Regions from separate parts of the Homo sapiens genome. Here all the other regions are linked to region 3. The links are chromatin loops, found by intact Hi-C in ENCODE. Cell type or tissue: IMR-90. All regions are shown on one strand. Each heading gives the region's core, and the rest is flanking DNA. Links, peaks and the distances in the headings are about the cores only. Region 1 overlaps CEP44 (centrosomal protein 44). Region 2 holds the start of LOC124900815 (a long non-coding RNA gene). Region 3 holds the start of LOC105377543 (a long non-coding RNA gene).

What was found. A loop is a pair of places that touch in the nucleus more often than their neighbours do. Peaks named below come from ENCODE experiments on the same cell type or tissue, not always from the same donor. Only the 100,000 strongest peaks of a DNase experiment are listed, where the experiment ranks them.
Region 1: it touches region 3 in a loop (11-fold over the local background); 5 of 110 quality-filtered maps call a loop at or near these places.
Region 2: a loop joins it to region 3, with 4 times the contacts of the local background. A loop is called at or near these places in 7 of 110 quality-filtered maps.

The regions. Positions count from the first base shown.
Region 1 is chr4:174,314,049-174,324,916 of GRCh38, reverse strand. It overlaps CEP44 (centrosomal protein 44), which reads right to left. Exons shown (of 12, transcript NM_001040157.3): 10 at 8,627-8,751; 11 at 8,350-8,387; 12 at 4,589-7,582. The coding sequence ends at 7,534. Among named protein-coding and RNA genes, the nearest start is that of CEP44, 36 kb to the right of the region's middle. In IMR-90, for the core only: a CTCF peak has its summit at 5,552 (motif pointing right); a DNase peak (open chromatin) is centred at 4,306.
Region 2 is chr4:173,514,800-173,525,345 of GRCh38, reverse strand. It overlaps LOC124900815 (a long non-coding RNA gene), which reads right to left and starts at 8,750. Exons shown (of 4, transcript XR_007058371.1): 1 at 8,594-8,750; 2 at 7,719-7,809; 3 at 6,534-6,715; 4 at 5,047-6,451. It also overlaps a transcript of SCRG1 not described here. RefSeq lists enhancers at 61-602, 5,824-6,410, 5,987-7,186. In IMR-90, for the core only: no CTCF peak of the experiment used is centred there; a DNase peak (open chromatin) is centred at 3,025; H3K4me3 peaks cover 422 bases; H3K27ac peaks cover 450 bases; H3K27me3 peaks cover 5,886 bases.
Region 3 is chr4:173,985,367-173,996,234 of GRCh38, reverse strand. LOC105377543 (a long non-coding RNA gene) reads left to right here and starts at 5,269. Exons shown (of 4, transcript NR_188468.1): 1 at 5,269-5,528. In IMR-90, for the core only: a CTCF peak has its summit at 5,919 (motif pointing right); no DNase peak of the experiment used is centred there; H3K27me3 peaks cover 222 bases.

The DNA.
Region 1 (10,868 bases), core at 879-8,878, 330 kb before region 3:
CCTGCTCTATGGGGGTTGAATTTGGGAACAGAGAACAGCTGGGAGATGTGGGAGGCAGACTTTGTAATATGAAGAGGGTGAGACATCCCCTGGTTCCCACAGGAATATATGATTGGTTTCTTGGAACAATTTCACAGCTGGCATGGAACTGAAACCCTGCTACTCAGGGGTAAGTGTCTGGTCCCTCTGTTAAGGAGTGGTTGTTTGGCTAGGGTACCTTATCCATGGAAGGAGAGTGAGGAGGGGATCCTCTGGTTAGGCCATTTGAAACCTTCTCAGTTTACCAGATGTCAAGACAGTACATAACATTGAGCCTTAACTTTTGGTTTACACCACACACGTCCACTAGAAGACTGACAAAATCAAGTGTTGGTATGGATGCTGAGCAACTGAAACTCTCATACATTGCTAGTGGGAAAAGCAAATGGGCCAGCCAGTTTGGAAAAGAGTTTGGCAGTTTTTCATAAACTTAATCATAACTTTACTATTTGACCCAGCCATCCCACTCCTAGGCATTTACCCAAGAGAGGTAAAAACATGTGTCCAGAGACACATGTTCCAGTGTTCATAGCAGATTTATAAAATGGAATACCTCCAAACTGGACATATCACAATGTCCATCAACTGATGAAATTGTGGTATGTTAGCACACTGAAATATTCATTGGCCATATAAAGGAATGAACTACTACATACAACAACATGGATGAATCTCAGAAGCATTATGCTACATGGAAGAAGCCAGACACAAAAGACTAAATATGGTATGATGATATTAATATAAAACTCTAGCAACAGCAACATTAAAATGATGGAATGCAAATCAGTGGTTGCTGAAGGACAAGGTGAAACCCAGGGCTAACCTAATTAGGCCTATCAAACTTAACTTGCCTTGTTTGTAGTCGCTTGCTTCTAGTTGATTTTAAAACCTACATAGCGAAAAGTCAATGCAACTAAGCAATATGTAACTAAACTTCCACTAGTTTCCTTATAGATAACATCTCTGATGTACAGGTCACCATAGTAATTAATAGTTGCTTGTTTTTCAGGAAATTAGGATCAGCTCTTGTCCAGTTCAAGCTGACTCCACTGAGCCTCCAATGGCCTGTATGAATGCCCAATGAGTGCCCTTTTGACATCAGAAGGCCAAAAACTCCACCCTCAGATTGTGCCAACGACACCATCTTGCGAACGTGGATCCTATGAAAAGCCATGAAGCTTAACTGCACTCGCACAGATCAGCAATTACCTCACTTTTCCTTACCACCAATTAACTTTTTCCATGCATTGGACTGCCTTGCTCCTTTATCCCACAAATATCCCTAATGCCCCAACTTCAAGGAGGAGAATTTGAGGGGTGTTATCCCACCTCCTCACTTGGCTGCCTCATGAATAAAATCTTTTCTCCACTGCAAAACTCATTGTCTCAGTGATTGGCTTACTGCAGGATGGGCAGAATGTGCCTGGTTTGGTATCAGAGGAATGACTGCAAAGAGGCATGTTCTATATCTTAAATATGGTGGTGGCTATATGAATGTATGACTGAAATTGGTGAATTTTATCGTATGTAAATTATAACACAATAAACGCTGATGCAGAAACATGAGGGGGGAAAACCTCTCAAGGCCTTAGTTTCTAATATCAACAATCTCTCAGGGCAGCTGCTGCTTCAGGCAAGCATAATACTCTGAATTTCTGCTTCCTCTTCTTTTGGCCTTTAGGGATTTCTTTTAATTTCCTGTGATATCTGTGATAAATATTTATTATATTTTTTTCAAGAATGTTTGATGATTTGTTGCAGGAGTTTTTTATATTTTTTAATACCTTGTATGCCATATTGCCGCAAACAGAAATATCATTTTCTCTAAAAATTTGCTGCCTTTTAGTGCTTTAAATGAGACCTGTGTACTTTTTTGAGTAACTTTTCAAAAATATCATTAAATTTCCTCACCTTTTTATTAGGAAAATCTCACATTTAGGCTCAAAAATATCAGTGCTTAAAGTATGGAGAAACTATTTTAAAAGTTACCAACTTGGGCATTAATGCTACATACTATATTCTACATTTAAATATGTGACCAAATACAGAAATGTAGTATAACAATAAAGTTGACATTAAAATGAAATTAATTTCAGATATTGAATTTAAAAATCAGCTAACAGTTGCTTACAAAATTTGAATTCTATCATAATATGGGGGATGGGAGGACATCTTAATTGTTTGTCAAGCCACAAAATAAAATGAGAATGTCCTATGTACCAAGCATTGTGCTAAGCATGGAGAATACATCAGTAAACAAAATTCAGGATCTCTTTTCACATAACACTCATAGTTTCGCAGGGAGGACAACCTTGAGCAACAATTGCAAATAGTAGGTTTATAATGTACAAACCGAAATGAAGAAAAATTACAGGGTGCTTTTCATAGCATAAACAGGGAATCTAAACTATTCTAGGGACCTAGGGGGCATTATTTGGAGGGAGTTATGTTTAATCTGAAGCCCCTATGATGAGTAGAATTCTACCAGCCAATGTGGTGCAGAGGATAGGAAATGAAGAGTGGAGAACAAATGAACATTTTAGGTGATGGAAGAGCATTTGTAAAGTCATGGAAAGCCCAGCACATTCAGAAAGTGGAAAAGCATAGTATATAAAAAGTGAAGGTGGAAGAGAATGATGATTTTAAAAAATGGTGCGAAATTGAGAGGATAATTGGAATACTGAAATGCTTTTAAACTTTAAACATTTTTCTACTTTCTCATGGCAGTGTGAAAAAATAAATAAATTTTAAACATTTTGATGTTTGTTACTGATCTTCATTTAAAAGTCCTCAGCTGTGGTGTTGTTTTAAATGTCCTAGTGTGAATATCAACAAACAATGATCAGAATTTAAAAACAATAATCAGATTCTTACCCAGTAAATCAAAGCTTACTTAAACAGAAGATGGCAAATCTGAAGCAAGATACATATTGATTGGGTAAAGTTTAAGAACTCCTAGTGGTTTCTGTTTTCCTCTCCTCTCGCTCTCTTTGCACCTAATTCATCTATGGAAACTGCTTTCTAAATATTGTATTTTCTTAAACTTAAGATGCTTTTTTTACTCCTTCATTTACTTCATTTTACTACTCAAATGAGATTTCCTTGACAAATGATTTTCAGAAAAAGTTTGTAAGACCATATAATACTGAATTTTAAATTAAATGTGAAACATGGATCTCTAATAATTGCTTTCCATATCTTCAGAAAAGTCACCCTATGACATAATAGAGAAAAACAAATATGTATGCAGAATATTGCCTGTTGTACTTTGGGCAACATAATTAAAAGTAAAAAACTAGGAAATTTTTCAACATAAACACAGATATTTCAAAGATGGAGGCTAATGGTATGAATTGTGCATGCTTAGTAAAGAATCATTATTGATGAGGACCAAACAAGTTATTTGTACAAAGCTTACACCTAATTTTGAAGAAAGGATGTTTTAATTCCTATTTATATATTATTTGACTGAGGAAAAAAAATCATTTAACTAAATGCACTCAAAACCCTAAAACGCTAACCAAAGGTGCTAAGGAGGCCAAGATACTAAATGTGAATTGCAAGAAGCTGTATATATTTAGATAAAAGCAATTCCGGAGAATCTGAATTTGAAGGCTTAGATTCAAATGTTAGTTATGATAATAAAACAAGAAGTATGTGAATGTAAACTAATATTTCTTGAACTTAAAGTACCTACAAATGTCTTTGGGTTCTTTGTGTAATGAAGAATCTAATGTAGTAAGTAGGTCAAGAGCAGGGCTTGAGATTTTGCACTTCTAACAAGATTCCAGACGGAACCAATTAGGCAAGATAACAGATTAAACACTAGTGTAGTATCTTTTTGCTATCTCTCAGTCCAGATACTAGATTGAAGATAGTCCTTAAACTGGAAGTACTACATTTGCTCCAAATCCCATTATTTCCCTCCATCTCCACTGTCATCATAATTCAAGTCACTCTTACTATGTTTCTTCGATTACTGTAATAGTCTCCCACTGATTTCTCTGCCTCTAGTTTTGCCCCCTTACCCATTCTCCATATTAAAGCGGTAAAATAAATCCTTCAAAAACTCAGATCTGGTTATCATATTCTGCTGCTTAAATGGTTCAGTAAATAAGATACAAGCTGCCCCTTGGGCCTGTGTCAACTGACCTCTAGCCACACACACACACATACACACACACACACACACAGAGCACACTCAGTATGCTAGCCCTAGTGAATTTCTTTCAAATGCTCTTCCTTTCAAGCCTTTGTTTATGCTAGTCCTTTTGCGTAAACCATCTTCCCTGGCTATATTCTGTTCACTCTTTAGGACTTAAGATAAACATCACTTCCTTCCACGCTGATCAGTTTGATGCCTTCAGTTTCAAAGAAAGGAGACAAACCTGGGGACTGTTAAAAAGTAAAAATCAAAGTTACAATGTTATTTGAGCTCAAAAAGTGTTGTAGTTTATAAAATTGAGAAGGTTATATTAATTTTTATGCTTCCTGAAGAGTGTATCAATTATATAAAGTTATGAGTAATGAATGGCATGAAACAAAGTCCCAACGTTTTCAAGTTTTATTTTTAAAATATATTACAACATCACATTAAAAACAGTAGAGGAAAACAAGCAAACATGATAGAATTACTTTTTTCCAACTCAATAGTACTTAGCTTTACCTAGAATTTTCATACAGTTGATGCTAACTTCTTCTGAACCCTTTCTGACTAGTATTTTACCTTATGTATTCTTTATAGTATTTCCATATAATCTTTACCGAGACCTATTCAGAGCATAACATAGACAGGGCAGCACAAGCAACTGACACCTTTGTTGGTAGTACAGTGTTTTTTCAACCAGTTTATGAGAGAATGAAAAGAATGAAAGTGAAAATTTTACTTAACTTAGGGTTATGTAGCTCTAGGTAATCTCTTCAGAACTCCCCTGCTTCACCTTCTCAAGTTAATCAACAGTGGCTAGTTTATAACTAGAAACCACTTACCAAATTGCCTAAACAAGAAAACTTTTTAAAATAACAATTTGCTGATCTGTCCAATAACTCCAATAAAGTTGAATTTGCTTTATTTTTCCAAAAATTATGTTGTCTAGATAAAGACTCTTTGTAAGTGTAAATGTATGATATATTGAGTTGATTTTTAGTCCCTATTAGAGAGTTGTTAGACAAGTTATTAAAGTTTAAGAAAATTTGGATTCTAAATTTCCACCTGATAACATATATGAAATATTTTATATTTTCAATATATACTTACTTATATTTTGCACACTGTATATAAACTAGGAGATTAGAAATGTTTTAAGTCCCTTCTCTGTGTGTATATCTGCACTATATAAAGAAAAAAAGAAAGGGTAGAAAGAGACTTAACTTTTTTTCTATCTTCCATAAGAAAACTTCAAAAATGTTTCTTTTTAAAATTGAATTTTTCAAAAGGGAAAAAATATTATCCTGTTTGATGGGAAATCACTTGTTTTAACAAAAGGTAAAATACTGGCATGTTAACCACAAGGTGGTGCTATAATTCCATGCTGGTACTGATATTTTAGGAGTTAATCGATACAGAAGTTTTTTCCCTTATAACTATAACCTCTTAACCTCTTAATTTTTATAAATGTACTTCTCTCACAATTGAAAAAATTAAAGCTAACATGCTTCATTAATTCTGGAAATATTTACTGAAACTCTGTTAAATTCAAAATTGTATGTTTCTGTAGGCTACCATTTTAAAGTTCTGATGACCAACTGTTTATTAGAATACTAAAAATGTGGCCAAGCATGGTGACTCACCCATGGAATCTAGCACTTTGGGACATCCAGGTGGGCGAGTAGCTTTAGCTCACGAGTTTGAGAACAGACTGGGCAACATGGTGAAACCCTGTCTCTACAAAAATACAAAAATTAGCCAGGCATGACGGTACAGGCCTATAGTCCCAGCTACTCAGGAGGCTGAAGCACAAGAATCGCTTGAACTCGGTAGGCAGAAGGTGCAGTGAGCCGAGATCACGCCAGTGCACTCCAGCCTGGGCAATAGAGTGAGACCCTGTTTCAAAAAGAAAAAAAAAAAAAACAAAGGAATTCTAAAAATGTTTTCTTAAAAGTGATTTCTTACACTGTTTCAAATTCACAAACACAAAAAAAATTTAAGTGATTTCTACTCATATAACAATATTTTATATTTGACAGTGTAATATAGAATTATACATACATACCATAAATAGATGAATAAATAAAATATAATCAGATGGTCCATATAATATTAAAAAAAATACTAATTTTCCTTCCAAATAATGAAGTCAATTTTCTTGAGGATTTTCTGATTACTGGAACACTTTTATCTACAAGTTTAAAAAAAGATAATTCATATAGTAGTAATATTAAAAATAAATTTCATTTTTCCATTGATTTACCTTCAGCTAAGACTTTTCTCTCCAAAAAATGTGTAACTTTTCATCATTAAAAAAACAAAACACAACACCTCACTGTGTATCTTTTAACGGTGGCTAGAATGGCTACATTCTCTTTCTGTTACACTGGTCTTAAAAAGTGTTACGCCGGAGGCCAAGACAGGCAGATCACCTGAGGTCAGGAGTTTGAGACCAGCCTGACCAACACGGAGAAACCCTGTCTCTAATAAAAATACAAAATTAGCTGGGCATGGTGGTGCATGCCTATAATCCCAGCTACTCAGGAGGCTGAGGCACAAGAATCACTTGAACCCGGTAGGCAGAGGTTGCGGTGAGCCAAGATCGTGCTATTGCACTCCAGCCTGGGCAACAACAGCGAAACTCCATCCCCCCCTCCAAAAAAATTATACAATAGAGCATACTAAAATGTTCAACACATTTCTCATGGTGAACCTTGAGACCATAGTCCTCTTGGTCTAAACTTGAGGACCATAGTCCTCCAGCCTGTTTCCCAGTACAAAAGGAGAATCTTAACCTTAATTTCTCAGTGTTAATTGGAAAGGTATTGATGTTTTTGACCAAGCATGAAATAACTGCCTTTTTGTTTTATTTAATTTTCAATGAGCATTTTTAACTGTTCATTATAACTTATTCATCAGTACAGATGCCAAGATGGTATATATGAGAGCCTCCTGGGTATAATACACAAGTCCCATTTGGAATGTTTCCAACAGGATGTAAACCATAGTCCTCAAGCCTGTGCTTTAAAAAACATTACTTAGCACACTGCCAACAAATGTCAACACAGAAATACAGTGCTGTAATGACTTCACTCTGTAAGAGAAATATACTGGAACATGAGTTTTTCCTAAAAAAAAAAAAAGTGACACAAGGTAAAGCAGTATAATCATTGCTCAAAAATATTAAAAGAGTTATTCAATAATGAATGCAAAAATTCATATACCAAATGGAATCCAAATTGTCAAAAACTGCAGTATTGCAGTATATTAAAATTGTATAAAGAATTCTTAAAATATACAATATGTATAGTAACCAAAGTCCTAGAAAAAAGTTCATGTAGAAAATCCTACAAGTAGTGATTTGGACATTTCAGTAACTCTGCAGTTTCTTCAAACCTGAAATATAATAAATAATATATTAAGTAAATCAATAATTCATAATAAAGCATAGCATTTTAGTTGTTGAAATTATGCTTTTTAGCCTAAAATAAATTTGAATATTTTTCTTATCTATAAGTACAGTTACTATGAATAAACTTAAGTATGACCAGAGGGAAGACAAAGAGGAGTCGATTATGAGTCATATTCTTGAAGTGTAAGTTAAGTACTTTTTGCATTTCTAAATAATATTATAATTTTCTATAGTAGTAGGCTGCATAATCATCTTATATGCAATTTCATTTCATATTTCCTTTGAACTGCTCTTTAGAAAAATCACACCATTTGTACTAGACAAAAACATCATTTTTAGTATCTCATCAATAACTTGCCGAAAAACACCAGTGATATTTTCACAACACTGAAAATGTCTCCAAACCATCCATCTATATATATTATTTAATATTTTGATAAATCAGTTATCAAAAATAGATAATACTCTTGATTAGTTACCAACCAAAAATATCTTTGTATTCTCTCTGCAGTTAATTCCATTAACAATTCCAACAAGTTTTAAATCGCTTGTTGGAAACTAAAACAGTGACTCATCTCACAAACACATAACTGTAGGTGGATTTATTATCCAGTGGAGTCCTGAAGGAAATTCCACACCTGATTGAGAGACCTTTAAGGTTTGAAACACACATGCACATTCTATATATACTGTAATCCAATACAATTCCCTATAGAGAAATGAATTTCTGTTGCCCCTTTCTGTTACTTACATTTTTTTCATCCTTTCCATTTTCTGGATTGTTGTTTCCTTTAATTTAAAAAGCAACAAATTTAGATGATTTCTCAAAGTAAACCATCATCAAAGATGGACCGAGAATGTACAAAACACAGTTTGAAACATTGCATTAAGTACTGTTTACTTATGAAAGAATTTTGAGAGACTAAGATTCGCGTTTGCTATTTTTCTTGCTAGCAATATTTACAACAAAAGCTAATGCTTGCTTGTTTTCCTCATTTAGAAAGGAAATAATCTAAGCATTTTCTTACCTCTGAAATCTCATTCAAACCACAGTAATTAACAGTAGAGGCTCTGGGAGTTGAATCTGATGATGCTGTACTATAGCCAGAGGACAGAGGAATACTTGCTGGCCTCTCTACTTCGCTTTTTCTGTCTGTGAAGAAATTAAGTTTTAGATTACCTTTTCCTTTCACAGAAGAGTCAAATATCTAAAAATATTATTTACAGATGGAAGAAAAACATACTATTTTAATTAAAAATGGCTATCCGCATAGATCAAAGAGTTTTTAGTACTCTTAAGGTAACAGCTTTCATATGGAGATCTAGATGTTAAAAATTGCCCAATAAAAATTACAAAAGGCAGTATTATTATCATGATAGCAATCAGTTTGAATAAACAGGTAAGTTAATAATTTATTTTAAAATATAACCTATTGAATCAATCATGTATATTCTTTTCTTTTTTTTTTTTTTTTTTTGAGACGGAGTCTCGCTCTGTCGCCCAGGCAGGAGTGCAGTGGCGCGATCTCGGCTCACTGCAAGCTCCGCCTCCCGGGTTCACGCCATTCTCCTGCCTCAGCCTCCCGAGTAGCTGGGACTACAGGCGCCAGCTACCACGCCCGGCTAATTTTTTGTATTTTTAGTAGAGACAGGGTTTCACCGTATTCTTTTCTTAAAATGGTGATATTTACATTAAATAATTAGTATCCATGAATTTGTCATGATGCTTTTATTCAGCAACATTTAAGCATTTCACAAATTTTTTTACTACTGTTCTGTGGCAAGTGACAACTATTACTATAACTGACCATATATATCTTTTAAAAATCAAGAAACATTCTAACTTGATTTGACATATATGAAAATAAGTAATGCAAAAATTTAAGATCCACAGATTTCTTTTTCTAAAAAACGGAAAAACCTAACATTTCAAATATCCTGATAATATTAATTTGACAAAATGATGGCATCTCCCCTACAAAAATATCAATTAGAGAAGATTACGGATAATGTAATAAATCCTACAAACCCTGTGTTTCAGTCAGAATACATTTGGCTGCAAAAGCAATGCAAAAAAAAAAAAAAATTAGACACCCATTTAAATTGGTTCACATAAAGAGAGCTTTATTGTAAGCCTACACAGACAACCTTAATTGGGGAACAAACTATTACCACTGAGAACTGAAACAACTAGAAGACTAATTTTTATCTCTCATAGAGCCACAGTCTCTTTTGCCTACTTCTGCCATTTGCTCCATCCCTCAGCTCTTCTCTGTAGAATGGCTTTCTCTGCTGACTCATCAGCGTAAACTTCCACCACATGGCCAGCCCGGCCCAGGCTCAATATCATTTGACTAACTAACTCGTGGTGTCCTAATTCCAAATGCTAAGAGAGAGAATGTAATTTGACTCATCACACTTTGAACTGGAATTCTCTGGGTCAGGTGTCTACTCTTAATCCAATTAGCTAAGCCTGGAGGTCAAGATTACAGGGTGTAATTCTGAAGACTACCTAAACCCAGATCTTTTAGTAGGAGCTATGGACAAGAGGTTATTTTAAGAAATAATTTGAAATTAGGCAGGAACTATATCTACTATGCACTAAATCTTGGATTTTTTTCTGTGGGTACAGATAGTTGTCCTGAACATTTCGGACATCTTTCCAAAAAGAGGAGGGGGCCCTAGGAAAAGGAAACAGGTCCGGGAAGACAGATAAAGGGTGAAGGAATGGCTCTCTTTGTCTTCCATTTTGGGGTCCAGACTTTGCGGTGTCTAACCTTATTCAAGAGTGTGCCTCATGGTGGGAGAAAGCTGGTATTTGGCAGGCTGGCAGGCTATTCATAGTTATTCCTACAGAGGATTCCAGAGGCTACAGAGTGGACCATTACAGAACACCAGCTATATTTAATAGCCAGATCAGTTAACTGCACATTAATTTCTATATTTTTTCTTATTGCTATCCTGAACCTTTAGTAAAGCCTTACTTGTTTAAACATTAATAGTTTCTTAGCTGTGCTATAGGGGATTGAGAAAAGAATTGGTAACTGAGTTCAGGTTGGAAAGGAAAGGGGAAAGGCAATGGCCACTGACACAAGGACCCTGACACCAGTTGTTATGTACTTCAGTAGTGACTGCTAAGAAGTCTCTGTAAAGAAAGGGACTCTTCTACTTCTAAGATTATGGGGGTATGGGACATGAAATCTTCTACCCAACTCTTACCACGTAACAACTAATCTTTCACTGCCATCTTTGGAGGCTTATCACCTTATT
Region 2 (10,546 bases), core at 1-8,000, 470 kb after region 3:
AGAAGTGCCCAGGGAGAGACAAGCTAGAGGCTCTGCGGACTTCTGCGGGCGGCTGACAACGCGAGGGCGAGGGGTTAGAACAACTCGGCCAAAGCGATCTGAACTTTCTCCCCTTGGGTCAGCCGGCGCTGGGCCGACCTGGTGGGCGCGGGGCTGTGTTTACAGACACTTGCCTTTGTTTATAGCATGGGGAGGAGGTGTGGGGGAGGCGCGCCCTGATTTTCTGTTGCTCTCCCAATCCTCCTGCGTTTGATCCAGTGGTTCCCTCCCTCTCCTGATTCCAGTTGTCTTCCGCGTCTTTATTTTAATCTGCTCAGGAGAAAGCCATCAGGTCCTAGACGTGGAAGAAAGGAGCCTACCAAAGTGTTGGAGTAAACAGTGGCGGAGGAGGTGAGGTTTTAAAAACAGGAAACGGAGAGGAGTTATCTTCACCATGCACCTACGCTTCTCTGCACCTTGTGTAGCTGGTCTCCGCCATCTGGGCCTTAAGGCACTTCTGCAGATTTAACACTTTCTCTGGCTTATTAAACAACAACAGAGGGAAACCAAAAGACCCTGGCGCACCATTGCTACGGAGAAACTTGCTAATACACTTGCTTTTTAAACCTGCGCTCCTCTTTGGCCCCGGCCAAGCACAGCCTGCCTCCTCTTCCTCAGGGCCAGCAACACTAGGCCTGGTCACCCCACCCGCCCTGCCATTTCAACTCGCCAGAAACCCTAACCAGCCAGACACCCAGCAGACCGGACACCCCAGACGGCAGAATGCCCAGCTGCCTGACACTGCAGGCGGCTGAACCCCCTAACCAGACGCACACCCCAACTGACCAGATGCTTCAACCTGCAGGACACCCCAGATTATCTGTCACCCCAGCCGCTCTCAGCCACCCAACATCCCCGCCCCAGGTTGTCAAGTCCCAGGAAGTGAAAGGCGTACTGGGCAGACGTTTCTTCTGAGCTTCCATGCTTTTCTCTTCCAACACTTATTTCTCTTTTAACTTTTTCTTCTTTGTTTAAAAAAATTTTCCAAGCCTCTACTTGCGGGACCGGCTAAAAGGCCTCTGTTTTAATTGCTCGGATAATGTGGTTGCTGCCATTTTGTTAAGAGCAATCACTCCTGCAGGGAAATCACAAGCGTTCTAGACAGGCCGGAGCCGACAAAAATGTAGGATTTGACGTTAAAAGCTAAATGGGAAGCTGCGGCGGCGGAAGGTAAATTGATGGTAGATCTGGCTGTCAGGGCTCTGCCCCAGACCGCTGTGCAGGCCCAGCGTCTGATAACCCTGGAGCACCGGAGGGGCAAAGGCTTGGCCAGTTGTAGACGGTGTGTGTGTGTGTGTGTGTGTGTGTGTGTGCGCGCGCGCAAACCCCTTCTCAGCTTGGGAAGCAATTTGAAAAACTGCAGAGTGGGGGCCCCGCTCCCAATTGCCTGGGCACTGACAGCAACTTAAAGGGCTTTTCCAGGCCGAGACAGCAAGCTCCAGCTTTCGGGATGGGTTAGCCAGCAGGCCCAGGCATCTAGGAAGGGTGGACCTCTGGGTCTGGGTTGCCTCCTTAGGTGTAGGAGCACCAGGCTGCTTGGTCGTGATGAGGTGAGCGTAGCAGCCGTGCCAGGGAGCGCAGCCTGGGGGCCTCTTAGCACTTGTGCGTGTGTCGGGAGTGGAAGGTGGTTCAATTCCTTCGACCAGACTCTGCTAGCCGCTGCCCCAGCTTGGCGTGAATTGCAGAGCTAGTCTCCCGCTCGGATTGGTGAAGTAGCAGGAGAACAAGAGAGGTAAGCGCACCTGGAATTCGCAGGAAGGGGTGAGGAAGGTGAGAGCTCAAATGCAAAGCGGCAGGGAGTACGAGACCCGGGAGTTCCTTCCCAGACTACAGATTTGCAGAGAGAACCCGGGCCAGTTGCAAGGGCCTGAGGTGTGTGCAGGGGACATAAGCAGGGCAAAGGGTGCCAGGAAAACTGGGACTGAACATACACTGCGGGCCTGCAAAGCGCAAGAAACCGCTCAGTTAGCCCTGAAGCTTTAATCAAATATTGCGCGGGCGGCACGCGATTTTGTTTTCCACAGCCGCCTTGAGTTCTCCCTGCCTGTGAGTCCCACCCAGGCTCCTAGATTTGGAAAAGGAGCTGGCTAGTGGGTGCCAAGCAGAGATGGTCTTGAGGGAGGCTTGTGGCATGGGCGCCGTAGAGGGCCGAATCTGGACCCTGGTGACCCAAGGGTACCCATTCCTTCCATTGGGCCCAGCTCCTGAGAGTCCAGATCTCCACGTGAGGAGGGGGCGCTAAGGAGTCTCCCGGACGCGCGCGACTCCTGGCCTGTCAGAGCCTGCGGATCGCTTGGAGAGAAAAACCCAGGAGTCATTCTCAGACTGGGGCCCAGGACCCTGGTTGGAGGCTCCAACAGCCCCCTCCCTGAGGAAGCTCCGCGGTGCAATGAATTGCTGTTGGGATTAAGTCTACCGGGAATGGGGGTTGGGGGAGACGGACTACGTGTTTTTTAAATGTTTAGAAAGAAGGGGGAGGGGAGAACTCCGGGAGAGGAAACCAATCCCACGTTTCCGGGGGCCGGACAGTTCTCATCGCGCCGCCTTACCACCCAGCCGCTGCGCAACGCGTGCTTCCCGCACAGCAACTGCGCAGCTCCAATCAGCCTGGAACCGCTAAACGGCTTCGGTCTGAGGGCTAATGGAGGTTAAAGAGCACCGAGTATCCGACTTACGTGCACCGAACTTACAGATCTCTCGCCCTGTTCTCCCTGCTCTACCCTACCGAAGCCAGTTCCCATCGCGAAGTGCACCCTCACCTCTTCCCCCAAGCGACCCCCCTCACACGCATTCCCTTCAAATTCTCCCGGCATTTGGGCCGCTTTGATGATCAGATGGTAGAGCCCTGATTACAAATTTATTCCCGGCCGCTCTGTCCGTCTTTATCTCCGCTATTAGGGACATCTGGGAGTGATTAGTGCCGCACCCGCGCCCGGCCGCGCTCGCCTATCTTGCCGCGGCGGGGCCGGAGCCTCGCTGACGTCAGGGCAGACGGCTCGGAGCCATCCCAGCCGAGTTGGGTGTAATCGGCGGCCGCGCGGCCAAGTCCTCCCTGGGCCAGGCCGGCAGCTGGAACGCGCCGCCTGCCTGCGTATAGGGACTTCATAAATATGTATTTTTAGCCCAGAAGACTGTGTTTTCCTTGTTTGGGGTGAGGAGGGGCCAGTTAACATCTCTACTGCCCCCTCCCCACTCTAAATTTTCCAACTCGCTACGGCTGGAGCATTCCGCCTGGAAAGCCTTCCACATGCGGTCGCTTCTTTGCTCTATCCCTGCGCCAGGGCGAAGCTTCCCTGAGGCAACAACTGCGGCCCAGGCGGTGCCGGTGCAAGCCCCGGATGGGGTTGGGGTGGCTCTTAGGGGTAAGGCTCTTATGCCACCTCTTAGGGTTGCCCTCATCTCACTGGCACCCGCTCCGCCCTACAGCCCTCGGGCCAAAATTGTGGGAGTTTCTGTTTAGCCGGACAGCCTGGCAGAAGCTGATTACAGAATGCGATGTCTTTTAGCAGCTGCCTTTGCACCTGTTATTAAACCCTAAAGTACATAGCGAGCTGAGGCCCTGGACCCTCTTTTGCCCCTCCCTTCCCCCAGCCCTCCAGGGAGTTGTCCCTGGCGCAAACACTGACACCTCGCAAGGACGAGGACGGCTGGCGGCAGCTTTGTCCCCTACTACGTCCCAGTGTTCAGAGTAGAGGCTGCATATATTTGCATAATTCCTGGACGGGCTGACTGATGCCCCAGACCTCTGACCCTAGCGTTCTGCGGGATAGCCTGGTCTCTTCTGAAGTAAGGGGTGCTGGGATTAATCCAACACCTGGACTTTCCACTCCCCGGACAACTTGATACAATGACAAATTCAGCCCCGTTTTCACCCTACCTTCACCAGAAATTCTGATTCAGCAGGTCAGGGGCTCGACGCGGAGCCTGCAGTTTTCAAAATCTCCCCCAGAGGATGCCGAACCACTGTGCCAAAGGAGGCCACACCCACCCAGCGTGCCTCCCACCCTGGACACCTTCTCCATGACCCGCGTGAAGTCCAGGATGGTGAGAATGGGGGATGGGTGAAGAGAGGCCTACATTATTTAAAGTCTTTACAGGGAGAGAATTAGCCATATTATTGGATCAACCCTACACCTCTGACTCATTGGGCAGCACAAGGATTCAAAGCAAATCCAGAAGATGCTGTTTATTCCTGCACGGGCTACAAAGGGCAAGCAGAGTCTTCAGTCAGAAGCTAGAGTGAATGTAACTAGAGGAAAAGGAAAACTGCTCATGATGTGAGTGGAGCAACAAGAAGATCTATTTGGGGGACACAAATAGTATCACAAATAAACAGGGAATCCAATTGAGGAAAATTCCCTAAAGTCCACGTTACCTCAGTTCTTTGAGGAAACCCTATACACCAACTCCAAAGTGTCTTCATGTAATCTAGAATCAGAAAGAAACATTTCCTCTCAAGTCAGGGAAATGTCACATGGAGAGCCTAGTCCCCTCTCCCACCCACCCCTATCTGGAGCCAAGAGGGAAGGAAACAGCTCTGCGGTTTGGGGGCTAATGATAGGGAATGAGGCTTTTAGACAATTGTGTCCTCAGTGACTGAAGGATTCTGGCCTATCTGTGCTTCTAGAAAGGGGAGGATCAGGCAATGTCTGCACAAAGTACAGTTTTCTAGAGTGCTGGTAAGTGGGTTCTCTATGATCTGTCTGAATGGTGGAGCCGACTGAGACACATTAGTTTTCTAAATCACTCAGATCGCTCAAAAGCAAACAAACAACAGCAAAAAACAAGCAAACTGAAAACTCCACATCACTTGTGCCTATAATACTTTCTTGCTCAGAGTATAAACAAACTTTTACTTGAATTAAGTGGAATAAATCCACATGGGACACAGGCCCAGAGAGTCCCAGTTTATATTTTCAAGCAAAGAAGACAGACTTGCAGGCAGCTAAACTTCGTGCAAAAGATCAGAGGGTACTCACCAGGCCACTTCCACAACTAACACCCTAGTTGTTTTCTCAAATAGTATTTTTAATGCATGAGCAACCAGATATAACCAACTGGATGCTTCTCCATGGCCAGATGGAGTGTTTGAAAATATTCCTTAATGTAGCACCAAATCATTTTTCAGTTCATTGGTGACCTAGAACTAAAGAGTCAGGGAGACTCTTCTGTAAAGGCAGGTTGTTTGGAACTTGTTTTTTGCCCCACCAGCTGAGATCCTTTACAACAAACAGTGCACTGACTCAGGGTCAGTGAGAATGTTCAACCTTCATTAAATACATTGCCTAGAGAAGAGGCCAAAAGAGATATGATCCTAAGATGGCAGTAAATCCAACCTTTGTAAAAAGATGGAAGCCAATGGCCACTGACGCCAGTGCAGAGTTGCCTTCAATTTAAAGTGGGTTGTTAATGTCGTTCCCTGGAGCTGACATTTTGTCTTTAGGATAAGGCAGAAAAGCAGGAAAAGAAGACTGTTATTTTGAAGAAGAAAACCTGAAAACGCAACCTCAGTTGGTAACTAGTACTTGGCGAAGAAGGAAAGCCGGTGCGGTTTTAATGAGAGAAAGTAACTGCCAGGCCTTTTGACCATCGCCTTCGCTTTGCAAATCTGGTTTTCATATTCTTGCTCAGTAATCACCCAAAGTCATAACTGTCTCTGAAATTATTCATTAAAGTCATTTTCAGGGATTCTCACAGGATGACTCTTTTACGTTTATGATCTTGTGAGAGCAATGACATCAGCCTCTGTCTGTTTTCCGCATTTAATTAACGTGCCGCGAAGACGCGAGGGGCCGTGGCTGTGTGCGTGGGGAGGGGGCGGGCTGGGGTGGAATCCAACGGCCCTGGTGCTCCCGGCGCGGTCAGCTGAGCTCAGGCGCGCAGACATCCTTTGATTAAGGAGGGTATTTCGGGGAGTGCAGGCTGTGCAGAAGATCACGGCTGTGCCCTCTGGTGCTGTCAGCAGTGACAGATCCCAGATGGGGCCGCTACTGTATGGCAGATTGAGTTTCTCAGCAGAAAACTCACCCTCCCTCCTAAACGTCTTCAAAAACCTTCTCCAGATACTCCAAGTCTCTTCGTGTGAAACTGAAAAAGTCCAATCCCAAAGTTGGTTTTGAGTGCGTGTATGTTACGTGTTTTTGTTTTGTTTTTTTTTTTATTCCTTCCTCTATTTTTTCTCTGCATTTACTCCTCCTCTGAGCATCTTCGACCCGCAGGGCTACCTGGCTGCTAATAGCGTAGACGTGGCGGGCCTGGGGGTTCCTGTTCGCCTAGCTCACAGCGCCACGCCGACTACACAGCACCGAAGGGCCCCGAAGGCAACCCGGTGGGTAGGGGCGCGGCGGACAGGACGTGGGGGCAACTCTAGCGTATCTCGGGAAGCCGGGGTGGACCGCCGGGCCAAACACTCCTGAGCAGAAAAGGAGAGATGCTGGCGGGAAGCGGGGAGCAGGGGGCGGGGGGGCGGACACAAAGGCGGAAGCAGAGAATACCTTGGCCCAGCTCCTGAACCTGCTCCTGCCAGCCATCCGTCTTTGCTCCGCGGAGGGTCGATCCACCAACCTAGGCATTTTCGAACGGCAAAGTGGAGACCAAAAAGGGGGCGCAGGGGCTAACCGCTGGGATTGGGAAACGGTGAAGGCGGGTCCCAGATGCAGCAGGGGCTCGGCAGGTTCTGGAATGGGGAGAAGGGGGACTGCGGAAGTCCAGGGAAGCCTGCGGCCCAAGCCCGAAGGCTGTACTGAGGCCTCTCCAAGGTGAGAGGGGGAGCATAGAGAGCAGGTTTCTACATAATAAGAATTCACCCACTTGGGGATTGCTAGTCTGGGTCCCGAGTTTCGCATTCCTGAACAGTGTGTTGGAAACTCTGTTGCAGAAACATTTGGACTTATTTTAAGCCTTTATTTTAAAAAAATAAGTAACTTTAAATAAATGCTCCGGGTTCCCTGCCTACCTGGAGACAACCGAGGCTCTTCCCGTCCCCCTGTCCCCCACCCTAGGTATCCAAGACTGGCTCCCGTGGAGCAGCAGTGGCCGGGAGAGAGGCAGAAAGGCAGAGGAAGGTGTGCCGCACCCAGTTTCGGAGCTGATTTCCAGGCCCCACCCATTCCTGCCCTCCCGGTCCTCTTTAACTGTGGAACTTGGAGTGTTCCTGCGGGCGAAAAAAACGAGAGAACAGAAGGGGAGCCTAGAGAGAGCGAATATTGTTTTAAACTTAAGGATAGGCAATTTCTTTTTTCTTCAAGATACTAGGGCAGCCTCCTCCCACAGCCCTTCGGGGTGAGGGCAGCTTGCTGAGCCTCTGTTAAGCTTACAAAAGAGCCTCTGGGGAGCAGAGAGAGGAGCTAAAAATACCTCCGAAGCTAGGCCCGAGGTCCGGGAGGAGCTCCTCACTCGCTCTCGCTCTGGCCCTGCCCAGGAGGGAGCTTTCGCCTTTTGCATTCCGAGGGCCGGGGCCGGCGAGGCTAAGGGCCCACACTAGTTTTGCCTTTACTTTGCGACCAGACCAGGCTCTTTTGTGGCTACGCCTGTTACTCTTAGTAAAGAAGACCTCCAGTCCAATCTCCGGTAAAATCAGAAAATCAGATGCCACTCTTTTGATGCTTTCCAATAAGCCCCCTCCACAGACTCAGTTTTTTAAAAGAAAAGAGATGGGACCGTTAGGCCCTATTTTATACCAGAAACAATCCGGTCACGCAAGGATTCTTCTCAGGTTGGTGTAATGCGCTGTGTGGATGTACGCAGTTACTTGCAGTCCTGGGACACCATCTGATTGTGAAAGAACCGGTGAACCCCTTATTTCAGCCCTCTCCAGAAAAAAAAAATAGCAGTTACTTCCCCCTAGTGTCCCCCTTTGGTTATCGGTAAAAAACGCAAAACTCCTTATATAAAGGCAAAACACACAATGAATTTCAAAACTCCCGCTCGCCCCCTCTGGAAGGCAGCTTTTCTTTTCACTGCCCATGCTGGATGAAAGTGGTTTATTTTGATTTTTTTTCTTGTACCCACATGCCTTGTAAAAGGTTCCTGTGCACGGGCCTGGCCCCCCTCCGATGACCGCAGGGCCTTGCTTCCAGACTGCAGTCCCCACCACTTGGTTTTTAAGTCCTCGCCTGGAGCCGAGGTGTAATTGTGACCCCGCCCGAGCCCCGAGCCTCCCGGGGGGACGGTTGGCCCGGCCTGCTTTGGGGCCGGGACCTCCCAAGTGGCGGCCTGGGCGCCGGGAGCCTCGTGGTCCTCTCCTTCCCTGCCTCCTCCCTCTCTCCCTCCCCTGTAGACTTTGCTCGTTTTCTCCTCGTTTCCCCAGCTTGCTAAGCACTACGGCGCACAAAATTTCTCTCCACTTTTTTAGTTTCCTCTTGCCGTTTCCTTTCTAGCACCTTATCACCGCTCTCTCGGCCCCCTTCACGTTGAGATCCCAGACCCAGGGAAGCAAAGTAGGGCTTTGTCGAACTATGCGGGGAAGAACTGGGAGCCTCTGGCCCCCTCGGCGCCGCGGTGGAGTCGGAACCCGGTGCGCCTCTGCGTAACGTCAGCGCGCGGGGTAATTTACCTTCCCTGGGCGTCTGTCAATATGACTAATTTCCACAGGGGTCAAAAAGCCTTTCTCCGGCAGTCCATCTTGGAACGCTCTCTTACGCAGTAGACGGGGTTGGTTGTTTTGTTTCCAACCCTAGAAATAAATACTCTTGGGGCGTCCCTGCCAGGGCAGCCTGAGAGGAGCAGAGGAATATACACGGTGTCAATTAAAGGCAGTTTTCCTTGAACTATGAACTATGATTGGGCGTAAACGAGAGCGACCTGCTTGCCTTTTAATACGCATTACCTAACTCGTCCTTGATACCAGTGCTTTCTTTAGAAACAGAAAATCAAAAAAGGAGGAAAATAATCATTGCTCCAGTTCTTCTCGGCCGCCTGCAGATGCCTATTGAAATATTTTCTCTGCATTGCAGGGTGTGACTTAAACGTAGAGTGTGTGCGCGTGTCTTGCTAATCTGGCCTAGACAAAAAGTAAATATATTATCCGGGTGGTGTTTTACAATAATTTTAAACTGCTACCAACCTGTAAGTGTGAATCAGAGCTGTGGAGTTAATTAAACATTCTCTGGGATTCGCCAGAAGCGGCTAATTGATACTGGTAGCAAAACCCAGACTCACTTTGAGAAGTGCTCGGAAGGAAGCCTACGTGGCTATCGGGTCAGGACGATTCTGTCTGCAAAGTCCTCTCTTGCATGGAACAGGGAGTGGGAAGATGAAGAGCATTGGCCCCCGAGGGGCACCCAGTTGGGCCCCTTGGGTTTTGGAGGAGGTAAACCTCTCCAATCTGGGGAATTGGGGTCCAGCGAGAAATGAAAGTCGCCAAACAACCCATTTTTCTCCCACCCAAGTTCAGGCATTGAGGCCCCAACTAATACACTTCTCTGAGTTAAATTTTTAACAAACTCTCTGAAAAAGATACGTCCCCACCCCACTTCTTGTGGCCTTTAGGCAAGTAAATGCCTGGATTTGGAGCAATTAGGAGCCTCAGTGGAACCCACGGGAAACCTGAGAACTAAGATAACCAAGGAGAAGCCTAGGCACAGAGGGCCACCTGAAGTCGTAGTCCCTGGCTGCTGCCCTCACAGGTGGGTGACACACAGCCCCACCACCTCCCCGCACAGCCTGACCTCCATACCTGCTCTGCCATTCTGGCCACATGCAAACACACACACACACACAGACACACACACACACCTCTTTCCCTCTCTCATCTGTTGGTGCATTTATGACCTAATGAAAGTATATCCTTTAGGGAAAAGACTGTCTATAAAACTTGAAATATGAAGAACCCATTTGGATATTCCCACTCCAGGCCAGGCCTGAACTTAAAGTTTTTTTTTTTTAGCACAAACACCTTGACTCCTTCTGTTGCTTCTATTATCACCCTGTTATTTTTACTAAATGATGAGAATTGGTTCTAAGTGACCTCTGCTCATTTCCTGTGGAAGGAGAAAAGTCTCCAAACTGCGAATACATCTTTATTTGTTGGAAGGCATTCTTTGGCGGGGGGCAGGGGGTAATAATTTTACTTTCTATCCCTTGCCATCTTGGAAAAATCCTGGCACCGTATGTTCCAACTTCTGCAAACAGCTGGGGAAACCAAGGATGCTTTCAACTCCCTTCCATTTCCTTCCTGCCCCACCGTTTCCCCCAGTTGCCACCTTTTTGGGTATTACAAACATTGACCCATTCTTTCTCCTGGTCACTATGTGAAATGCCTATCAGCTTCCAACATAAATGAGTGCCCTTTGGAAATCCTATTGTTAACCACCTGCCTTTGTGGGAAAAGGCCATCTGATTTTGTGTTTTGGGGCGGGTCTGTTTATTGCCGCAAAAGGATAGAATAGATATTATTGCCTTGTGACTTGATATATAGCATACCTTTAAACAAGACAGTTAAGTCTCTTATTTTGCAATTTGAACTTCACTGTAAGAGTGGCTTAAGTTGTTTATTAGCTGGGACTAT
Region 3 (10,868 bases), core at 1,365-9,364:
ATGCTGGCAGCCATCTGTGGTCCCTGCCACTAGGGAGGCTAAATGGGAGAATTGCTGGAACCTGTGAGGTCGAAGCTACAGTGAACCGAGATTGCGGCACTGCACTCCAGCCTGGGCGAGAGTGAGACTGTTTCAAAAGAAAGAAAGAAAGAAAAAGAAAGAAAGAAAGAGAGAGAGAGAGAAAGAAGGAAGGAAGGAAGGAAGGAAGGAAGGAAGGAAGGAAGGAAGGAAGGAAGGGAGAGAGAAAGAAAGAAAGAAAGAAAAGAAAAGAAAAAAGAAAGATTGAGAGTGAGACTGTCTCAAAAGAAAGAAAGAAAGAGAAGAAAAGAAAGATTGAGAGTGAGACTGTCTCAAAAGAAAGAAAGAAAGAAAGAAAAGAAAGATTGAGAACTCCTCATTTTGTACCTGTCTAATGTTTCTTCATTATTTAACTGAAGTTAGAGAAGCCTCAGTCAGAATACTGCGTAGAAGCCATATTCCTCTCAGGGCATCATGTCCATCTGCCTCCCATTGATACTGTTAACTTTTATCATCCGATCAGGGTGTTGCCTGCCCTCTCCATTGTATAGCTATTACTTTTTCTCCTTTCAAGAAGTAGAAATTTATAAGTCACACTTTCAAGTCCATGCAAATATCCTGCTCTTTATCAAATTTGCCCCTTTGATTTAGCTCCCATTGGTGATTTTTGCCCGACCTAGTCTTTACAATAATAATTTTCTCACCCTGCCTCAGTTCTGGAATCAAACATTTCTCAAGAGGCATTAGAGACAAAGTTTGCTCATTCCTTCTAGGAAAATTAAGAGATTTGCATTTATTTACACATATACATATACAGGCATACCTATTCATATGTATTTACACACATATGTTTACACACGTAGGCATAGATATGTGTGCATTATGTGTGTATATGTGTGTATATGTGTGTATATGTGTATGTGTATATGTGTGTACATATATATATGCACATACACATAATAGCTATATGCATATGTAAATGTTTTAGAAATCATGAATCCTCACAAGGTTCTTGCCATCCCCTGTTTCTTGTTTGTATGTCCCTTCTTCCATTTGAGATCTCTGGCTCCCAACATAAACACATTTGCTTATTTGCTTAATTCTTTAACATATCCAATAGTTTCAGAATTGCTTCTCTTATATCACTACAAATAACCAAAAATTTCTACTAAAAGGAACTCAGAATCTGTTTGTAGTTGTCTCTCCTACCTTGACTCTGCCCAAGACTGAGGGTATATAGTCAAATACCATTAATTACTTAGATTAGTTTTTCACACCCCCCCATAAAGTGAGTATGTCATTCATTTGAAATACATTCTAGTCCATTTGTTTCTATTTGCTTTGATACTAGGAATTTTCTTCTCACCCTTGCTGACTTAATTTTACTTTTTGATTTCCAAAAACATTAGCATGCTCCAAAAAATTCAAAATTATTTTAAAAATGTATACCCAAAGAATTATCACACCTTTCCTTTCTGTAGCCCCTTAATCTCATTTCTTCCCTGACCCTATAGATAATAAAAGCTTTTGTTTGTTGGTTTACACTTCGTGTGTGTGTGTGTGTGTGTTGTTTTTAAAGATAAATGATATATGTATCTTACTTTCTCTTGTTTCTTCTACAAAAGGTAGCATACTACATACGCTTGTTTGCACTTTTCACTTTGCACTTCACAATGTCTTCTAGTAATCACTACATATAAGTTCATGAAGATCTTTTTTGCTTTTCACAACTGCATAGTACTCCTTTGAGTGTTTGTAATATGGTTAATTAAACCAACTCCTAGGCTTGGAGGACATCTATGTAATTTCCAGTGTTTCACAATTACAATTGCTACAATAGATAACCATATATATATGCATATACATATGCATACACATATTTCATATAATTAGAGGTTTGTCTTTATGGTAAATTCCTAGAATGTTAAATGAATGAGTAATTTTGCAAATTCCACTTTATAAAGATTGAGCCATTTTGAGTTCCCACTGGCAATGTATGAGAACTTCAGTTTCCCAATGTCATCATCAAAAAAGTATACAGTCAGGTTTTGACTTTTTGCCAAACTAACAGGTGAGAAATAGTGTTTCACTGAAGTTTAATATGAATTTTTCTAACATGAGTAAAGTTGAACATCTTTTCATATATTTAAGGGCTATTTTTATATCTCTTTCTGTGACTTCTATGTTCATGACAATTTGATCTTTTTTTCCCCTATAGGATTTTTGTTGTTCTTTTCTTCAAATTTTGTAAGTTCTTTGAATATTACAGAAATTGGCCTTCTCTGTCATATATACTGTAGGTATTTTTTCCTAGTTTGTTATTTGTCTTTTGAATTTGTTTATAATATTTAGCTTTCTTATTTTTTGCCATGAAATTTATAAATTTATATAGTACAACTTATCGTAGTTTCCTTTGGTGAATCTGGATTTTCAATTATACTTAGAAAGTTTTTCTTCACCCAGAGAAGAATTTACTGATGCTCTCTTGTAGTGCCTGTATAATTCATGTTTACTTCCACATCTCTGATTTATTTGATGCAAAAGCTGAATCTAATTTTATTTTTTCCCAAGTGGCCATCTAGTTGTCCCAATAAATTTATTAAAAATGAGACAAAAAATTTTTTACCTCAGTCACTTGAAAAGCACCGTTACCATACACTAGATCTCCATATATAGCGGGACTATCTCTGGATTATTATTCTGTTGTGTTGGTCTTTTAGCCGTTCACACACAAGCATCACACTGTTTTGATTAAAATGCTTTGTAGTATGTTCTCTTATTTTGTAGGCCTAGCCCCTGCTAATTAATTGCCTTTCTTCTCAGTGTTTTTCTAGCTAGTCATCTGTGTTTATTGTTTCACATGAATTTAAGTACCAAATTGCCTAGCTCTGTTAAAAAGAAAGTCACTGGTATTTTTATTGGGATTACAGTAAATGTATAAATTAATTAATGGAGAACTGGCATCATCCTATTGAGACATCCAATGCTAGAATAGGGAATGTCTTTCCTGTTGTCATGAATACTTTTACTTCCAATAGTATAGTTTTCTTCTGTGAATATTTATTGTTAAATATATTCCTATGATTGCTTTTTGCCGTTGCTGCTGTAATTGGTTTTTGTTACTCCATTAAAAAGATATTTTAAGAGTTGGGAAGTTGTCTTTTATTTACACTTTTCCATCATTTGCTACAGCTTGCATAGGTGTAATTAGAAAGTTTAGTTCAAAATAATGTAAATGCTTGTTTTCTCCCGGCTTTCATGCCCGTTAAATCATCTCATTTATCTGCATTTCTTTATTTTTCAATTTGCATTTGCAATGCTTTGGGATAAACAATTTTTTAAGGAGTATATTAAACAATTGAAATTTTAAATAATTATTTCAATAATGTAATAAATCACTTTTCCAGTAAAGTCTTGTATTGTTTCTGAATTTTAGTGAACTCTCCCTGGAACTCTACGCTGTCTTGCGAATCACAGCCAAAATTAAATACTCATCAAGAAATAGACTGTTGTGGACAAAGGCAAGAAATGTTTTTTATTTTCATTATGAGAGGGACCAAGTTACAGTTTATCAGTTATGTACAAAGTGTTCTGCAGAAAACCTAGTTTCCTGGCATCATATTTATTATTTATTCTAGTGATTTATGTAGCTCAGTGACCTGGACAGATTGCTTCATTTGCCTATTTTTTAATCTAGCTCTTCCCACAACCCTATTTGGCTATGTTTTAACCATGACATGATGTTCGTACATGCCCACAAAGTGAGCCTACTTCCTTTGATCAACAGAACAACATCAAATGAACCTATTTTGGCTGACACGCAGGAAATATATTTTTCTCAGATGAAGTATGAATTATAGTGCTATATAATATGCTATTCAAAGTAGGAATTCCAATCTTTATTATTAAACAAGTCTTTCATTATTGTTTAAAAGATATGTAAAACAGCTCTTCATTGCTGTATTCACTTCCTGTTAAGTATGAAATACGCATATTTTTCCAGAAGGAGATTTTAAACATTATTTTTATTATTCTTAATTAATAACCATTGTGGACCTCAAAGTGTGAGACGTCTTGGCTGTAGCAACCCAGCAACTTTTCGCACATAAGCAACCTCATGTTCTGCACAGACAAAACTAAGAGAATAATCAGCTTTTGCCAAAACACAGTGCCCTGTCACAGGAAAGAATCATCTCTGATCACTGTCTGATCTTATTTCAGAGCACCAGGCATTGCAGATTACCGGAGAGATAGTTTATTTTTTCCCATAAGTCCCATTGCTAGAATTTTAAAACCCAAATTAAATTATTAGAACATCACAGCAAAATCCTGTTGTTGTATATTTTGAAAGGAAAAACAACAGAAATAGAAAAAGCAACCAGGAAGAGTGCTGTTAATTTCCTGAATATATATTAAATATTAATTTACTTAGATTCCCACTTTGAAAAACAAAGTAATGTTAGCCTACAGTTATAGCACTAAAATTATCTGTAAACATTTAAGAAAGTTTTTACTTTTGCCCCTTCAGCTTTGAGAAAACACATTATCAGCTATCTAAATGCAGACGATGTTGTATCACCAACATAAAAAGCAACACTCTGCCATTGGCATTTAGAGTTCTGACCTAGGTTATGGGCTTATAACACCATCTCCTTCCAGGAAGATTGGCTACATGCCACCAAGTATTTAGATACATATTACAAAAACAGGCTATCTGTACATCTCTCCCTGGAACTCTGCTCACTTGTGAACAACAGCCATATCTGGAGATATGGCATAATGTCAACAAAATATGCAAATACATGAATAAATGATTCCTTCTTTATCTGGCTATTTGGTGTTATTTATCACAGGCCATTGTAGCATGAGAAACTCCAAGAAATTCTGTTTGGAATTTCAAAGTTTTCCTAGGTTCAGCTAAGGATGGTGTGGGATTCCCGCTTTGGTTCCATTTTAATGACATTTTTGTGTCTCAAAAGTACTGAAACAGGAAGGTTTTCTGGGAAGGAAAGTATTTGACCAGGAGAATTTGTCTTTTGCTGTCACAATCTTCAGCTACCATTCAGCTAAATGTTGTTTGGAATAATACGGCCTTAATGCCCCTATCTCCTGCTGAATTGCTCAGACGGGTAGGAGATTAGAGTGAAAAGAGGTGCCGGTATTATCTGTGCGAATGCGCCAGGGGTCACGCTACACTAACAGGGCCGCCCCAGTCAGGGTGACAGAACCCAGCTGCTGGCTCCAGGCTCCATCGTCAGAAGGTTCCACTTACTGCAGAACTCTGTCTCCAGAGAGCGTGGATTCTAACTAGTTTTTTTCCACCTCTAAAAAAGTGGCTAGCTCATCATTATTGTCCTCATTTTTTAGGAAGGAACCACATGTGAAACCACTTACCTGTTTAACCCTATGAACTTGAAGAGAACATGTAATGCCACTTAAAATACCTAAGCTCGGGTTCTGCCTTCAGCGACTCCTGGTAGTAGTGCCCTTATGAGCCATTTATCAAGAAGGTAAGGTATTTGATTTTTTAAAAAATGTACACACATTCTCCACCATCAGATTTGATGTGACTGCATTCTACAAATTGTTTAGTTCTTTTTTATTTATCCTGGAAAAAAAGTCACATTCTCTGCACACGGATCATTGTGCACTTGCATTTTAACCTCCAAGAATCTTCTTGGTACTTTTTTTAATGTTTAAGGAAAATAGTTCCCATTTTTCCTCTGAACACTGCTTATTCATGGTAATCCTTTTTCTTTGTAAGATGGGAAGAAAATTCCCAGTCTTGTCTGGCTTAGGGCTAATTGTGGAAGCAGCTCTCGTTTGTTTTCTTGTTTGTTTCTGGGGGTGACATTCTTTGGGTCAAGGAACTCAGAATCTGGGATGCTGACTTTGCCAGTAGAGGGAGATAGAGCTATCTAACAGCTTTACAGGGCACAACCTAAGGCCAGACTAATTGTTTTGCATGAAGTTGTTTCTTAATGCTCTATCGATAATAAAAATTTTTTACATTGTTTTTCCTATAAAAGTGAAGAAGTAAATGAAACCATCCAGACCCTTCGAGGAGAACAAGTCAGGAGAAGCTTACTGGTTTACAAAGTAGTCTTGAAAAGTGAGTCCTTTTTGAAGGACAATTTTTAAAATTATGTTTATTAGACAACCATAATTTAAAAACATTATTAAAACAAAATTACATTTACACAGGGCCAAAAAGGGTGGGGAAAAATTCATCCTGGAGCTAAAAGCCCAAGGGAGCCCTCGGATTTGATTACTTATTACATGATAGGTATTTAAATGGTCTTGCTGTGTTACCGCATGGCATAGATTCTTCTCATCAGTGAATGCACTTGCACTGGGGAAGAAAACGCCTATGAAAGCATTTTTGGTGACCTATTTTTTCATTTATCAGCATTTGCAATTATAGTTAAGTGCTTCCAAAACAGGGTTTCCATCTAAGAAAGGTCCTGCTTTTATGTGATGCTTTTAACTTTTCAAAGTATTTTTATATGTACTATCTCATTTTAAAGTAGATCTGACACAACCCCAATCTATTAAGGAAGTGACCCTTTAAACCTAAAACACTCTGGCATTTTCTGAGCTAGACTTATCTTAGCTACCATTATAAAACTTAATGAAAGTAATGGTGATACTAAAACTTCCATATTCAGAACAAAATTTATCTAGGTAGAAGATTTGCAAGGAGCCATTCAGTTATTCTTTTAACATCCAGGGAGCTTTTACATTTTTATTTCAATCAGTTGAAGTTATCTGTTGTTTGCGTTAAAAGTAATACTGTCAAGAATTTTATTATGGCCACCACTGTGGCCGATAAACTGAAAATTTTGTAGAAAAAGGTTTTGTGAGTGTGTCCAGACTCATCCATAAAATAACAGGAAGTTTGAGTTGTCCATTTTTAAAGGTATTTTTTAGAATATGATACATTTTATCCTCTTGAAGAATTGCACCATGCCCTTTTTGAAGCATGTGCTCCCTCCATGGTATCTTAAGAAACACTGGATATTCCAACACTGTTTTTGATTGTCTAAATTTCTGTAGCTAGGAAACTGGGATGTCTAATCTGGTTCTTGTCCATCTTCTGGAATAACAAGGCCATTTTGTTACAGGCCAGCAGAGATATTGACTCTGTCAAAGTTGTTGATTCAATTCTGAATAACCATCCGAATGTGTATGGCTGAGTGGTTGTGCATTGAGTAGCGCTGAAAAATGAGGATGCTGGGTACAAGCAGTAAAAATCAATTGCTTCAGCTGGGCTAAAATTTCCTGGGGAAATGTTTTTCCCCAAGCTTGAGCCAAGTCTGAGATAAAAAAGCACTATTCTCATGTCCCGAAACTAAATTAGCAGAGAATCTGGGCTGGTTCCTTGATATTTCCAAACTCTGTCATTTTCTCTATGATTTGCTTAATTTTTCTAAGTTCGCTGCGCTTATAAATTCTATACAAAAAATTATTAATGGGGCTATGTGTAGTTAACATGCACAGAAATACATGTTCTTTTTTTTTCTAATTTAGGCAGGACACTGGAGCAGTTAATTTTGATTTAGTAATGTTTCCCATGCACTTTTATCATAGTGTAAGAGAGGGAATTATTTTGAAAGAAATTGCTTTTTACTTTTAAAATTTATGACATTCTTTGTTGGTTGAACTTGAGGAAATAATAGATTAATGGAGAAAAGTTACCATGTAAGTAACCACCCATTTCAGGAAAAAAATACTGATTTTATGTTTAAACAATTTTTTTTAATTGTACCTTAGTGCCAACATTGAAGTATTTTTAAATTTCATTTTATTATAATTGTAATTAATAAAGCCTGCAACAATCATATGTTTCTGTAGGTACTTATAGGGCTTTTATGAAGATTTAATGCAATAACTTATATGAAAATACTTAACTACATACAGAAAGTTTCTAGTTACTATTACTGTAGTTATTTTACTAAATATATTCAAGGCATCTTTGAGGTTCAACACAACCTTAGGGTTAGAATCTGAAACATAAAACAGAAAAAGACTGTTTTATCCAAAGGACCCAGATGAACTTCTTGAAATTAGTAAATCCCATGATATTCCTATTTTAATAAATGTTGTAAACTTAAGAATAAATATATGCGACCACTTTCAGATATGGCATTGTCTTTTTCACATCTTTCAGCTTCCAAATACCTCTGAAGTGCATATTTATGCTTTACTTAGCTGAGAAAACTGAGGCCGAAAGAGAGGAAGCTAATCGTTAAATTTCATAAATAGGTTAGTCTCAAAATGGCAATTAAATTTAAATCTTCCAATTTCAAGTCTGAGATTTCTTCCATAGCTCATTCATAGTTCCTGGTCTTATAGCTTCACATTAATTATTATTATCAGATTGTTTCCTTAATTTCCAGATATCTATACCAAGGTTGTGCTTTAAATGGAAAATCAGATGGCTGAGGTTTACTGACACATTTATTCTCTCTATAATTTCCTTAAATGTATTTATTGAGCAACTACTATGGGGTCAGATGCTATATAAGATGCTAAGAACAAAACAGGCAAAAACATCTGCTATCTTGGAGTGAACCTTCTGGGGTTGGGGAGTAAACTGGCGGTGGCAGGGGAGAAGAAACAAGACAAATAAGTAAAATATACAGTATGACAGAAGGAGCCAAGGAGAAAAATAAAACAGGCAAAGGAGCTAGAGTCTCAAGTGATGGAAGAGCTGCAGTTTTAAATAGGGTGTCCAGGCAAGGCCTTGCCAGGAAGGAGCCATTTGAATCAGGACCTGAAGCTGAGGAGTGAGCCTGGGGGAGAGCTGGAAGAAGAGGATGTTAGATTGCATGGCTGTGAGTTCCGGGAGGAAGAAGCATAACAGGACATGTTGGAACCAACAAGCAGCCCCTGGTATGAGTAGAAGTTCAGGTCAAGAAGTAGCAGAGGCTAGACCATGAGCTCTTACTCATAATGAGATGAGAAGTTATTGCAGGACTAAGGGCAGAAAAAATGTCTTGGTCAGATGTGTTTTAACATCATCACAGGCAGTTGTGAATACATTTAGGGAAGCAAGAACAGAAGCAGAAACGCCAGTTAGGAGGATATTGCAATGGTGAACAATTGGGGCTTCTAGTAGTGTGATGATGGGGGTGATGAGGTGATAAGTAATTAGAGACTAGATATATTTTGGAAATACAAACCTGTGACAGAGATCATAGGCTGTCTTCCATAATCTGTTCACCCCTTCCTCTTGGTCATATGGGTGCCCAGCTAGAGACTACATTTCCAAGCGTCCTTTGTAGCAAAGATTGTCCATATGACTAGGTTCTCACCAGTGAGATGTAAGTAGAAGAGATGTGTGCAGACTCCAAGCTATCTTCCTAATGATAATTGCCCTGCATTTGCTTCTCCTTTTTCCTTCTTTCTTTCTAGAAACCAGGGCACTTGGAATGTTTTGAGGGAGGCAGATCTGTCCCCGTCATGGAGCACTGACTACCATCTTCCCTGAACTCTTACGTGAGGAAGAACAAACCTCTAAGGTTGTTAGCCTCTATTTTGTGATCTCCTTATTAGAGCAACTGAGCCTATACCCTAACAAATAGACATTCATAAGATTTGCTGATGGATCAGATGTGGATGGGAGACAAAAAGAAGAGTTAAGGATGGTTCTAAGGCTTTTGGCCTGAGCAAAATGTGTCATTTACTAAGATGTAGAAGACTATGGGAAGAACATATTTGGCAAGAAGATCAAGAATACAATCTTGGGCATGGCACACTGGAGATGTCTAGTTGACATATCTTTTAAAAATAATTTTTCATTAGCCAAACTAGTACTTGCTTTAAAAAAAAACCCACTAAGATCTCTAGGTGCACTAAGCATTGCACAAAACTAAAAGGAGATACTCTCCTATTTTCTAGTGGTTCACAATTTAATGTAAATCCTACAATGGGCTGAATGTCAGATCAAAATTATACCCCATATTTAGAAATTTCTGTAGAGGAACCCATTCAAGGTTTAATTGAAATGCCATTATTACTTAAGCTACTTTATACAAATTATTCTGCTAGAATACCTTTATAATTGTAAAGATCTCAAAATATAGTTATTTACTATATACAAATATTATAACCCATCTCTTCTTTATGCACAAGCCAATTTTATGTGAACGTACGATTGTACCTTTTAAAACTGAGCAGAGAGGGTTTTATTGAAAATCATTTTGCATAGCTTCAATCTAGTCCAAAGGAGTGATGTTGCTCTTAGCTACTTTTCCCATTGTTGTCTTCTCTATAATCCACTCTGCCCAATTAATAACAAGGTCAAGGCCAGAAATTAAGAGGCAATATAGGGACAGTGAAGGAAAATGTTTCTGATCACTAGAGGATCACTTACTTTATGCATTTATCTATCTTCTTCATGTACATTCTTTGCATTCCATCTCTGCACAGAGTTCTCTTAAAGTCCAAGACTGACACCCAAGGCCTATACATTCGTCCGACAGATCTTGTTTGGGGCCTGTCTCGGGGACCTGTGAATGCCAACTTCTTTTTCTATCACTTTCTCAGATCACTTAGGTCACATGCTCCATCACCTCAATACCATCTTTTCTGTTACTTCCAACATTATACAATTTGAGAAACTATTCTCCAAACAGAAGAAGGCTAGAATACCAACCCTAGTCTCCTCCTGCACTTAGTCTGGACATTTTAATAGTGACATTGTACAGACTTCACAATATGGATCATTAGCAGTGAGTGTAGGAATTTCAGAGAAGAAGTTAATAACACATACTTTAGAAATCAATTGCTACTTTTGCACAAAAAAGATGACAATATAGCATACTGGTTAAGAGGGTTCTCTGGAC